Regions from separate parts of the Homo sapiens genome. Here region 1 is linked to region 2. A link is an interaction called in ENCODE POLR2A ChIA-PET data of the cell type or tissue named here. Cell type or tissue: A673. All regions are shown on one strand. Links, peaks and the distances in the headings refer to the core of each region. The heading gives the core; the rest is flanking DNA.

What was found. Peaks named below come from ENCODE experiments on the same cell type or tissue, not always from the same donor. Only the 100,000 strongest peaks of a DNase experiment are listed, where the experiment ranks them.
Region 1: POLR2A ChIA-PET joins it to region 2 with 6 read pairs; 2 of 35 experiments call an interaction of 5 or more read pairs at or near these places.

Annotation. Positions count from the first base shown.
Region 1 is chr5:107,037,211-107,043,757 of GRCh38, reverse strand. No RefSeq gene overlaps it. Among named protein-coding and RNA genes, the nearest start is that of LINC01950, 29 kb to the right of the region's middle. In A673, for the core only: no CTCF peak of the experiment used is centred there; a DNase peak (open chromatin) is centred at 2,647; H3K27me3 peaks cover 3,622 bases.
Region 2 is chr5:106,746,921-106,753,467 of GRCh38, reverse strand. No RefSeq gene overlaps it. Among named protein-coding and RNA genes, the nearest start is that of LINC01950, 260 kb to the left of the region's middle. In A673, for the core only: no CTCF peak of the experiment used is centred there; a DNase peak (open chromatin) is centred at 3,457; H3K27ac peaks cover 4,647 bases.

The DNA of each region.
Region 1 (6,547 bases), core at 699-5,698, 290 kb before region 2:
ATGATTCTTTATTAAAGTTTGATGAAAGTGAGAATTTTAATTGAAGAAGGTAGTATTCAGCTATTAGGCACATGCTAGTATAATTTCAGAGCTTTATTAAGTACCTTAATTAGAGCTATCAGCAATCCTGTCATTGGAATGAGAATGCATATGAAAATGCTTATTTTAATTTGCGGTATCTTATGTTGACAATCACTACTAATTTAATGTTGTTGGTAAATTTCCCTAAGAATTCAAATTTTAAAAATCTACTTCTACGATCCAGTGTTTTTGGGGATTGTTTTTGCACTGTTCTAATTATTTTATATGCATTAATTCATTGAGTTCTTGTAACAACCAGTTAGGTAATAGTATTGTCATCACTTAGCAGTAGAGGGACTTGAGGAAATTTAGCAGAAGTAAAGTATAACTTACCTAAAGTCTTGCAGAGGAGAACACTGAATTCCTACCCAAAGACCTCCGAGTCCAGAGCCTGAGTAATTACCCACTAACATCTGTCTCTCTCCATGGCTTTTGTCTATGTGATATTCTTATGTTAAGTATTCAATTGCATTGATTATTGCAGAGGCTTACAGTGCAACATTCTGAGTCCCCACCTGATTTCTGTGCAGCCGTGGCTATAAAGTGCCACTGCTAGCATTACTTGTCGGGCCTGCATCTCTGAGTGTCCCTGCTCTGCTTGCCTTCTTCAAGGCAAAAGAAGGCTTCAATCCATAGGGAGGTATACAAAGATGTACAGGGAAGATGATGCCACTGAGGGCAACTCTCAGCCAAGGGTGAGGAAGTCAGCGGATGAATTCCTTAGCCTCCCCAGCTTCTGGCAGGGCAATTCTCAAACATGCTAGTCATGGTTTCCGTGGAGGTCCCCAATAGAATCGAGCCCTATTCATCCACATTGCTAGGCAGCTCTTTAATGGTACCCTTCACTGGCTTTTATCCTTTCTCTGCTGCTTTCTCCCCACTTTCTCACTCTTTCCTTCCTAGGGACTTTTCTCAAGTAAACGACCTGCATCCATGCTCTTGTCTCAGGCTGTGCTTTCCGAGGAACATAAACTAAAACAGTGTTATTATGTTGTATGGGTGTCTGGTTGTTAACTCATGTAATATATATTCTAAGTTATAATATAATCCCTCTCTACTATTTCCATGCAGTTATGAAGACCTATCAATTTTTTCTTCAAAATGTCAATTTTCTATTCCCACAACCCACCTTGTAGTCCAAGCCTTTATCATATTGTCCCTGAGGTATTTTTTTAGGCTTCTAGTTAGCATACGCTCTTCTATCATCTAAGACTTCCTGCATACTGATGCTCTATAAATTTTCCTCTAGTGTTGGTTTCATCTGTCACTCCCCTGCTCAAAAACCTACAATTACTCTGAACAATTTATCACATCAAGTCTAAATCCCTCTCTCCAAATTAAGTTGCACTTTCTTTACGAAATTCTCCAACCCTGATAAGCTCTATTGATTTTTCATGTCTCTGAATTCTTATAACACCTATAATTTTGCCACAGAATTTAACACATATTTATTACCTTGTATTATTCACATATTTTTATGTTATCTTTGCCCACTAAACTACAGGCTCCTTGATGCCATAAACTATAGCTTGTAGTTAATTTGCGTTTTATATAATCTAGCACAGTTTTAGGCACAAAAGTACAACTCACTACTTTTCAACTGGATAATTATTCATTTTTAGAGACTATAAAAGGGGAAAATTTGGTACTGATTTTGCACATATATTTTCTAAAAAAGACAAAATCTGGAAGGCATATTGATTTGATCAAATTCTCAAAGTAAACAACAAATAAATGTCAGTTCTTTTAACTTTTAATTATGGAATATGATTTTTACTATTCCAAGCGGCAAAAATCAGCTTCAAAACCGAGCAAGATTTGCATGTGTTTTTAAACCTAGAGCATTGTTAAATATTTGACCACATGGCTGAGATAGAAAGAAAAATGAAGGTCTTCTTATGGACCCTCTGAGGACTTTAACACCTTGAAGGGAATTATTTTTAGCCAAGATATCACTATTGTTTGGCCTAGTTTTAAAGGCATCTTTCAGTAAGATAGTGGAACCCCATCTTGATTAATATAAAAGGCTCTGGAGAAGGAATGATTTCATATTCCTAAATAACTTCCCCAATATTCCCAAAGATACATTTTCTTTTGGTATAATTTTTCCTCAAATTTAAGCTGTTTTAGGGGTTCATTTCTTTATGGAAGTACATAACAAAGGTTATTTAAAACTGGAAAATAATACTAAAGAGTAAAAGATTCTAGAACTCACCATACTTAATATCCTAATTTAATGTAGTGAAAGTAGGTGTGTGTGTGTGTGTTCTCATAAGGTAGATGGGAAAATATTTCGATAAAGTATACAAAACTTGAAACCAAAAGCTCTATTTAATTCCCCTGGGAGTCTGTCCAGGTGTTTTTCCAGGCTAGATTTTTATAATTACTGAAGCATGCTCCATTGCAGAGATCCTAATAGAAGCATCTAAATCTTACTGTGCAACCTCAGGGAACAAAGATATTCTCTTGAAAACTTGATTGCTTTTCTATGGAAGCAGTTAGCTTTGATTTATGTCACTTTTGAAGGGAGCTTCACTGAGGCTTTGAGTAATCCAATAAGGATCATATAATATACTCCCCTTTACATCTTGTAGAGTTGCTGTGTATGGAGCTCTTTGTTTATGATTCAGGAAATGGGCTAAAAGCTTCCTAGGTTCATCTCTGTTCACAAAATTTGTTCTAGGGGAAGTAATGGCCTTTTGCATTTTAATAAGCAGTAAATCTCAAGTATTACAATGCTACAGTAGCAAGCTATCTTTGGCAGTGTGGGTCTTTCCCTGTTGAACTTGCTCTTATTCAGCAGTTTGGATATGAAGATGATTCTTATCTCATCACTGTGTTTCCATTGGAAGACACTGCACTGGGAATTGCTGCCCACATTTTTTTTTCTGAAAATAGTCTGAGCCTCTTTCATGAGTGCCTACGAGGGATATGAAAAATTTAACAGAAGCTCTATGAATGGCCAGAAGTTTTATTGGAGTTATATAACCTCATCTAAAAAGACAATGATATGCTATTTTACATCATTTCCCTTTACACATTGATTACTTAAGTATTTATAGTTAATTTAATATTCGGTGTAACGTCTTAGTTCCTGGGGGTGATACAAAAATGAGCATGATAAAACCTCAGCTTATAACTACTTAAGGAAATCTTGATGTTAATGAGTTTCGTGGAGTATACCACAGTGGGCCTTTTCTGAGTTTTAGGACATGAATATCCTTCTAAGTAGGTTCCTTGGAGAATTTCTTTCTTTTAAGTAGAACTGTCTGCAAAGATGACCAGATATATAAAAGCCCAACTGTGTAAACCAGTTCTGTTTGAACAATGAATGTGGTTTCCACAACTAGAAACTTCTAAAGGAAGTTCTCATAAGGATAGGGTTTTTTTCACCTGGCTCTTTGGCTGTATCTATGTGACATGACATACCTACCGCAGAATGATGTAAGGGTCTTGATAGTTCTAATTTGATCTTATCAATTGCTTAACAATCAATTAGATTGTGGTTAATTAAACATCCATAAGCAGATGTAAATTCCAATTTAATCACTAGCTCAGTGTCTTTATAGCAAAACTTTCTCTAACGTTATGTGATTAAATTTGCTTTTCAAAATTTTACTCCGTGAACATTTAAGCAGCTTAAGACTATGCAATATGATGATGATTTAAAACATAGTTAAAATATTCACAAACTATTGGCATAAGACATGGTATATAAACAAGTATTTTTCTAGATATATTAAAAATATTGCATATTTCTCTTGGGTTCAACATCTTCATTAAAAAACAGAATTTGGAACTGTAATGAATCTTTTAACTGCAGTCTGAATTGCTTTTTTAATAAATAAGATGGAAGCTCTTAGAAGCAAAATATGTCCAAGATAGAGGAAGAGCTGGAATATAAGCATTGGACTTGTAATTCAGTTCAAGATGTACTTACTGAATTCAGTATTGTATATATTAGGAGCCTTCCCTTTATTTTTGTGAGATGTTTTCTTCTAAATATTAATATATTTGACGTGATATGTCCTGTAAGTAGTAACATATTCCCCCCCACCTGCCTTCCTTCTACAGTATTTATTGAGTGACTGTTATCTGCCAGACACTAGTCTACGTATAGGTAATACAGACATGGACACAAGACAGTTGAAATCTTAGTACCGTGGAGATTAAATTCTTGTGGGGAAGATAGACAACAAACAAATATGGCCAAGAGACATATGAAACAGCCATAAATGCTGTGCAGAAGTTTGAACTGGGTGATATAAAGGGACTACCTGGGTGTAGCTGTAGCTTGATCTGGAAAGATGACATTCACACTGTGACAGGATTCAGGACCTACAACTCTAAAATATGGCTCCCTGGCATTTGAGAATACAGCAGAAGCAGGAAGTCCACTCTCACCTTCCCTTCACCCTTCTTTCCTGAAGCACGTCATAAAACTTTGGAAGGTCACTCCCTGACCTTCTCCCCTGAAGACCCTCATGATACACGTGTCCTGTCCTATAGCTGGAGGGAGTGGACATCACATAAAGGCACCAAGAAGAGTCTGAACAAAGAGGCCTTTCTAAGTTCCCTTCAATTTGTTACCATTAGAGCGTACCCTTTTGTCCTCCAATCGTACTTCTGCAAGACTGTCCATAAAAATACACAGATTTATCTGTTTCTTTGGGTCTTCATTTCTGAAGTCTCCTATGTTACATAAAACTTATATTAAATAAATCTTGATGCTTTTTTTCTTGTTGATCTGTCTTCTGTTATAGGAATCTCGCCCAAGAGCCTTGTAATGATGAGACATATTCTTTCTTCCCCAGCTGAGATGCCAAAAAAGAGAAACTATACACACAGACTGGGGGAGATCAACCCATGGGGAAAGAAGAACAAGGGTAGAGACTTGACGGTGGGGACAAACCTGGAATATTCAAGAAACGGGGAATAAGCTAGTTTGTCTACAGCTGCACCATCCAGTAGAACTATGTGCAGTTATAGAAATCTTCTCTGAGCTGCCCAATACTGTAGCCTCATGTGGCTGTTAAACACTTGAAATGTAACTAGAGTAAAGGAGGAGTTGGTTGTGATTCAAAGTGGATTGGAAATTATCAAGATATTGTACATAAGGCAGTGACACAATCTGATTTATATCTTAACAATACCATTTTTGTTGCTAGGTGGAGAATGCTGCTCAGGCAGCAAGAGTAGAATAAGGAGGCCTATTAGAATGTCATAATGATAACACATGGGAAATATGACTGGCTTGGATCCAAATTGCACAATTTTAGGAATATCTTTTTACATGTGGAATTTTAGCACATGATGATGGAATAGATGAGGAGAAAAGAAGGATAACAAAAAAGAATCAAAGAAAACATCTAGAATTTTATTGGAGCAACTGAGTGGATAGTGGTGCTACTTACTAAGTGGTAAAGATTGAGAAAGTGCAAATGTGAAGGGATAATTATGTCTTATTTATTTATTATTATACTTACATACTTTTGGCTGTATTAAGTTTGAAATGCTTCTGATACACTTAGCTAGAGATGTTACATAGTGAGTTGTATACATTATTATTCTAGTCTGAGAGGACAGGGCTGCATAAATAGGAGGCCATGATGTATATTTGTTATTATGTATATTATATATATATATATAAAATAACATATATATGCCATACGTGTATATATGTACATACATACACATAAAATCTGAGGAAAACAGAAAAATAATGGAACTGCTCTTTCTATAAAAGCAGACTACTATAGCATAGCTGCTGAAGCAAATCAAATAAAGCAGCACTTATTATTAAAATAAATATCTTGACAATGTGAATGAAGAAGAAAATTCTTAGTAAGAAAGATGGTACTCTGTATATAAATGGAAGTTTTAAAGAATCAGCAAACATATCTTTCCCAGACATTGTAGTGGCATGTGCTGTGTGGAGATGGCAGGACAACCTTTTAACTCATTCTTTGCCATTCTTTCTTTCCTCAGTTCTTTGTCACCCATGCATTTGTACAGTACTGGAGATAGATGAGGTTTTCCAGAGAGATTCCATGGCTCCATGTTGATGGTGGCCAGTGAGTGTCCAAGGGGCTTTGTGAGTAGCTATGCATATCTCTCTCTTTTCAAAAATCACCTAGAAGTTTTATTGTTATTTTTTCAATTGATATATTTATACATATGTATGGGGGTCCATGTGAAATTTTGTTATATGCATAGACTGTTTAATGATCAATCAGGGTATTTGGGATATCCATCACCTTGCGTATTTATAATTTCCATGTGTTGGGAACTGATATGGTCTGGCTCTATGTCCCCACCCAAATCTCATCTTGAGTTGTAATCTGAATTGTAATCCCCATGTGTTGGAGGAGGGACCTCATGGGAGGTGATTCGATCATGGGGTCGGTTCCTCCATGCTGTTCTTGTGATAGTGAGTGAGTTCCCATGAGATCTGATGGTTTTATAA
Region 2 (6,547 bases), core at 1,031-6,030:
AGTATTAAAGTGTAGAATGTCTTCTAGTTCAATTATGTTGGAATTTCTAATTAGAGTACTAGAGGTAGGCATGAATTTCACTGTAGTTAAACATTTGCTGACAAGCCAGTCTTTCAATTTGGCTTTGTACATTAAATAGAGAAATATGATCTCGGTCAGCTTTCTATTAGAGAATGTTTTCCCATTAGGTCTACTTGCCTAGGAAGCTTTATACTTGACAAGGTATGATTCTTTTGCCTACCCATTTTTAGGTGTACAAACACCTCCTTTGAGGTAAATATTCAAATAAGTAAATTAATTATATTGATCACTGGGAAAAAAAAGTAAACCAAACTATTATAGGAAGTTGCTTAAGATAATACAAAACAAATGTGAATATTTTCAAATGAGCTTTGTATTGTAGTAATATTTAATTGAATCTCAGTAGCATAATATTGCAGCAAGTTTTATTTTTATAGAATTCATGAAATATTTTTATATATAGATATTAAATATTTGAACACACATCAGTTGAACCATCAATGTTTTTAATATGAATTTGTTTTGTATAAAATAATCAAAGCTGAAGGCATTCTTTCGGTTCTCCTTTTATTGTGGAGTTGTCTTATGCACATTTGTGTAAGATTAAAATAGCAGGTTTTTTTCCTAGTTAAAACATCAAATATTGTTTTATATTCTTTGTCTCTAAAAGAAATACTTAGAAATTTATATTTAATGAGTAATCCAACTTGAAGATTGGTAATTGATTTTTTTCTAAAATTTCAAAGACATTTAAAGTATATAGCAATTATTTCAACCTAATAGTTTTTCTCTACAGACTATCAGTGGAGATATCAATAACTTATTTTTAAAAATAGAAACTTTAGAAATTGTTATTTAGAAAAATACCAAAACAAAGCCTGAACCTATAATGTTAGACATCATGTAAAGGTTTAGACATCATGTAAAAAGGAAATACTGCTCATTATTAATAATTTATATCCTTTCTTATTTAGGCTCAAAAATACTGAATACTCACTGTATACTTTGCTACATTTTCATAATTGTGTATATTTGATGACATTCTGTGTTTTATGGGGCAATATTGTTGAGCATTTATTCAATCTCCCAGGATAGTCTATGAGAAATTTTGAAATTACATTTAACAGGGTAAATAATATTGCTAAATACCTGCTCTAATTCAAGCTGTGTTACTACAAGGCAAATGATTTATGGATTTACCACGTTGCTTTTCAGAAAACATTTCTCCCCCATACCAAATAACAACAATGCTCTCCATTACTGTCTCAATTATATACACTAATCTGTAATACTATCGTCTACCCAGCTTCTTCACTCCTAAATGTAGTCTAGATTTTTCTATGTCATTATATAGACAAATTCTATAGTTTTACATAGAAATACTATATTTCAGTTTATAATCACAATATTTATGTAAAGATAAAGTAATCATTCGGTAATAAAGAATATCTTTGGCATAAAAACACAAAAAAAGCTTTTTAAAAATGTCTTGTGATACATGTTCATTGAAGGTTTCTTTTGGGCTTTGCTATCTGTCTTCCTGTCTATTGGATCCAGACTGACCAAGCAGCAACCATCGATAGCCTTGCTGACTGTGAGAGATGGTATGGTAAAACATCTTTTGGTGCTTAAGATCTCAGTCTGGAAGTGACCCAGGTAACTTACACTCACATTTATGGTTTTGCTAAACATCATGGGTCCTGGGAAGTTCAGTCCTACCAATGTGCGCCTAGACAGAGAAGACCCAGAAATAGACAAACTGTGCTAATACCGTAATTTATTTTGTAAATGTCATACTAATATTTATTTCTCTTTCTTTTGTTTGTCTTTATTGTCCTCTTTCCTTTCTTTCATCTTTTTTTCTGCCATAAAGTATGCTTCTGTACAAATGTTACAAATTTAAGTACTTGTCACCCATCTCCATGATATTTAGATTTAATTATGTTTCTGACACATTGTGTCTGCAGAAAAGAATTTATATTGAAACATATTATAGCATTTCTGAAATAGCGAACACCCCAAGGTGGTGCTATTGATACTTTAAGGTAACTAAATTTACATTGTATGATGTACCATTTCAACATATTTTTCTGTAAATGTTCACTAATTTACAGCATAATTAAACACTACTGTATTATAAATATGAGAACCAATAGTAACAATACAATAATGGATGCTTGTAAATACATGTTTTCTTCTAACATATTTTATTAAACAATATTATAGAGACTATTTGTAAGGTGATCAATGCAGTATACTATACAATGCAGTATAGTAATGTAAAAAGAACAGCTTATATATCACTCTGTTTATAGAAATTGTATTACAAACGTTTCCTTTGGAACAGACTACAATTCCTTTTTTTACTTCTAAAACTGTTTTGAAATTATTTAAAGAGTTAGAAAATAACTGTTTACTCATTAATGTAAGAGAAAATTCACTTTTTCATGACTTAGAAATATTCCCAGTTCTGCTCCTATTTCTTTGCCACATTAGCAGTCAAAAGCCCAGAAATATCATGGAGATTTTCTTCAGACACATCTTTATTGAAAATTGCCACAGAAATAGCTGCTAATTGTGTTGTGATTGATATAGATTCTGCTGTTATAGGTTGTGTGAACTTAGTCACGTTGTTTAATCTTGTTGGTCAGTTTTCTTGTTGGTAAAATAGGGACAATAATGTAACATATTTTAATAGATGTGGTGAATATTATAGAATTTAATATGTAAAGTGCTTAAAGTTTTATCTCCCATATAACTATCATCACAATCTTCATCATTATCACAACCATCATCATCGTCATCCTGGAACTATAGGATAGATAATTTCTGAAGTCCTATTAGATATGGCTCATGTTATATTGCTTACCTTTTTTTATGATATACAAATTTTAGTGTTGTTCTTTCTGTTGTGTTGAAATGTTTAATTATTTTGTCTAATTTGGTTTAATGTGTCTTTATTTATCCCACCTTCAGCACTCTGTTTCTTTGTACAGATTAAACTTTCTGTTTAGCATCATATTCCTTCTGCTTAAAACGTTTCTTGTAAACGTGAGTCTGCTGGTAATGAATTTGCTGAGATTTTATTGGGATTAAAAGGTCTTTATATTTTTTTAGTTTTGAAAGATTTTCACAGGTTGTAGAAGTTTTAGTGGACAGTTTTTTCCCTTCTAACACTCTAAATCTGTCACACTATCATCTTTTAAGTTATATACTTTTTGAAAATTCTTTCATTCTTTGCTCCCCTGTAAGCAATGCATCCTTTCTCTCTGGCTGCCTTCAGGATGGTGTCTTCATTCATGATTTTTACTAGTTTGAATATGATATGTCTATGGTGTTTCCTTCCTTCCTTCCTTCCTTCCTTCCTTCCTTCCTTCCTTCCTTCTGTCTTTTTATCTTTCTTTCTGCATTGATTAATCATGGTTTTCTGAGCTTCTTGGATCTGTATTTTGGTATCTATTGCTCTTCTTGGAAAATTTACAGCCATTTTTTTCCCAAATATTTCATCTGCCCCATTCTCATTTCTCCTTCTGGAATTCTAATAACATGTATTTTGGAGCATTTATATTATATTGTGTCTCATTGATGCTCTGATTCTTTCCCTTTTTTCTTTTACTAGTTTGTCTCTTTGTGTAGGAGTTTGCATAATTTCTAATGACATAGTTAAGTTCACTGATTCTTTGCTTGGATATGTTGAGATTGTGATAATTTCATCACAAATATTTTAGTATCTCTATTGATTGTCTTTATATTTTTATTTCCTTGATACCATCCCTCATTTATTCATACATATTTCCCATCTTACTCATTTAAGTCTTTAATATATTAATTATTATTATTTAAAATTTCCTGCCTTGTGGTTTCAACATGTGGGGAATGTTACATCTTCTTTTTGTTGCTTTGGCTTACTCTAATAAAAGTGTTGTTATTTCTTCTGCTTATTGTTGTTGTTTTCTGGGTGTTTCTGATGATTTTTGGTTAAAGCTCTATATAGAGTATAGAACAGTAGAGACTGATGAAATAGTATTTATAGCTTAAAATAGGCATAACTCTTGTTAGCTAGGCCACTGATTGTAGGGTATCAAGTCAAACTAGATGAGGATTGAGATAAAATTGGTTTGGTTTCCTGGCTTCAAATCCTCAACCTTTTAGCTTAAGGTGGGGTATGTGGACTGCAGGAAGGTTCTTTACACTCACTATTCTTATCCCACCTTCAGCTTCTGCTGTCCCTGCGAGGGAGGCTGCATTTCAGATGTGCTTTCTCTCTATGATTTTGCCTTCTTCCCAGATTTAGACTGCTGTTACTTGTTATTCAATGCCTTTTTAGTGGTCCTGGACACATGTGGGCATTTTCTTTTGCCCAGTTTCCACCACAGTCTTAGGCCAGCCTTAAAGTTCTGCCTCTCCTAGGTGGGCCTTTCTCAAAGCTTCTGCTCCTCCACCAGCAGCAGGAGACTTTCTCTGGGCCTAGAATCATTTTTCTACCTGATGCAAAGATAAAGGGTTTTGTTTTGTTTGTTGTTTTTGTTTTTTTTTCCTCCCACCTATAACCACAGTGTTTCTGCCCCATTATCTGAGGATAGCAGGGCAATCTCTTTGCCCAGTAGCTTAAGAACAGTTTTCTATAGGGGAGAAAGATTCTAGTGTTTCCTCGTGTCTTTCCCACAGTATCTGCCATATGCTTTCTCCCTCAGGCCTTGACCATGATGGATGCATTCTCTGGCTCCCTTTCTAGCCCTCCAGCTTTCTCCTGGGTTTAAGGAAAAGAGCCATAGGTGAGTGCAGTTTTTTTTGCATCTGCATTATCAGCGGCTTTATGCTGTCATACTATCCTTTAGCGAGTTGTTAAGCATTTTAGCTGAATTCTTCCTGGCTTATTTCTCACCTTGGAAGCTTGTGCTCATTTCCAGTTTCTCCTTAGAGAAGTCCAACTTTTCTTAGATCTCAGGATGATTGGTTGTCCTATGACCTTAATTCTGTAATGGGTTAAGAAAGTATGACTTTTGTGGATTATCTGAGGTTCTTTCCACCCCCTAATGGAAGCTGGAAATTCCGTAATGACTGTTTGAAGTAGTAAATTTGATGAGTATTATTATATAATCTGTAAATTGATGCCAGGATAATTTACTTTCAGTTCTTACTATTCATTATAATAATTGTTTCATTTGATTATGATTTATATAAAAACACTCAATTCTAAGACTTTAAAAAAGAAAAAGATGAAATTTATTAAATTATATATCTAAAAAGTGAAATGGCCAAGTACAGTGGCTCATGCCTGTTATCCCAGCAATTTAGGAGGCTGAGGCAGGAGGATCACTTGATCCCAGGAGTTCAAGACTAGCCTGGACCACATAGTGAGACTTCGTCTCTACAAAAAAATTAAAAAAAAATTAGCCAGGCATGAAGGCAAATACTATAGTCCCAGCTACTCAGGAGGCTGAGGGGCAAGGATTGCTTGAGCTGGGAGCTTGAGCCTGTAGTGAGCTGAGATAGCACCAAAGCATTCCAGCCTGGGTGACAGAGTGAGACCCTATGTGAAACAAATAAAATAAAAAGTTACATATATATTCCACTCAGGCACTAGATTTAGCCATTCATATGGTAAAGATATGACATTAAGTCTCTACTTTATGCTCCACGTTTTCTGTGTTGGTTGCATTTCCAAAGAGATGGTTACCTTGTACTAGCATAAAGACTTTCAACTAAAAAGGCTAAATTCCACATAAATTTATGTTCAGCAGCTAAGATGGTGCAGCTTTTTATAATTATTTCAGTAAACTTCCTGGGCCTCATAGTCATTGGATTCTGGGCCTCATAGTTATTGGATCATATGCCAACTTCCAGTACACTTAGGGTGGCCACGGAACAGAATGCTCCTGAGAATTGATGCACATATCACACAGTTTTCCAGATAAACATCAACTGAGAACGAGGAAAGGGTGGATTCCCAAATGTTAGCTGAATCTATAAATACCTCGTGGTCAATAACTGAAAATGTTAGCCACATGCTTCTTAGGTTTTATGTGGTATTTCTGTGAAAATGATATACTCAGGCTAACAATTGCCTTATAAAATATATGATAATCTTTTTGCTTATGATATTTTGTAAGTAACAACAGATAATACTGTACCGCAGAGTTCTTTTCCAGATTAACCTTAATTTAATAAATGTTGAAACTTTAGAATTACTAGTCTATGACACACTGCATTATTAGACTTGCATTGCAGTAGAATTTTTTAAATACCCTATTAAAATCTTTTCTTTTTCTTTTCAGTACTGTAATTAACCTTTAATAATATAATTCCACTTAGCCTTTTTTCTGGTTATTTATATGGCTGGTATCTTTCTTGCCATCTTAATTTTGTTGTTATTCTTTATACTTTATCATATCCTCTAAACTTTTACCTGAATTGTCTTTTTTAACCGTTCTTAAAGTGAACAAAAGTGGTATCCAAACTTAAGCTTTCAATTCTAATTTATTTATTTTTCATCTGGAAGATTACTAAATAGAGAAGCTTTTAA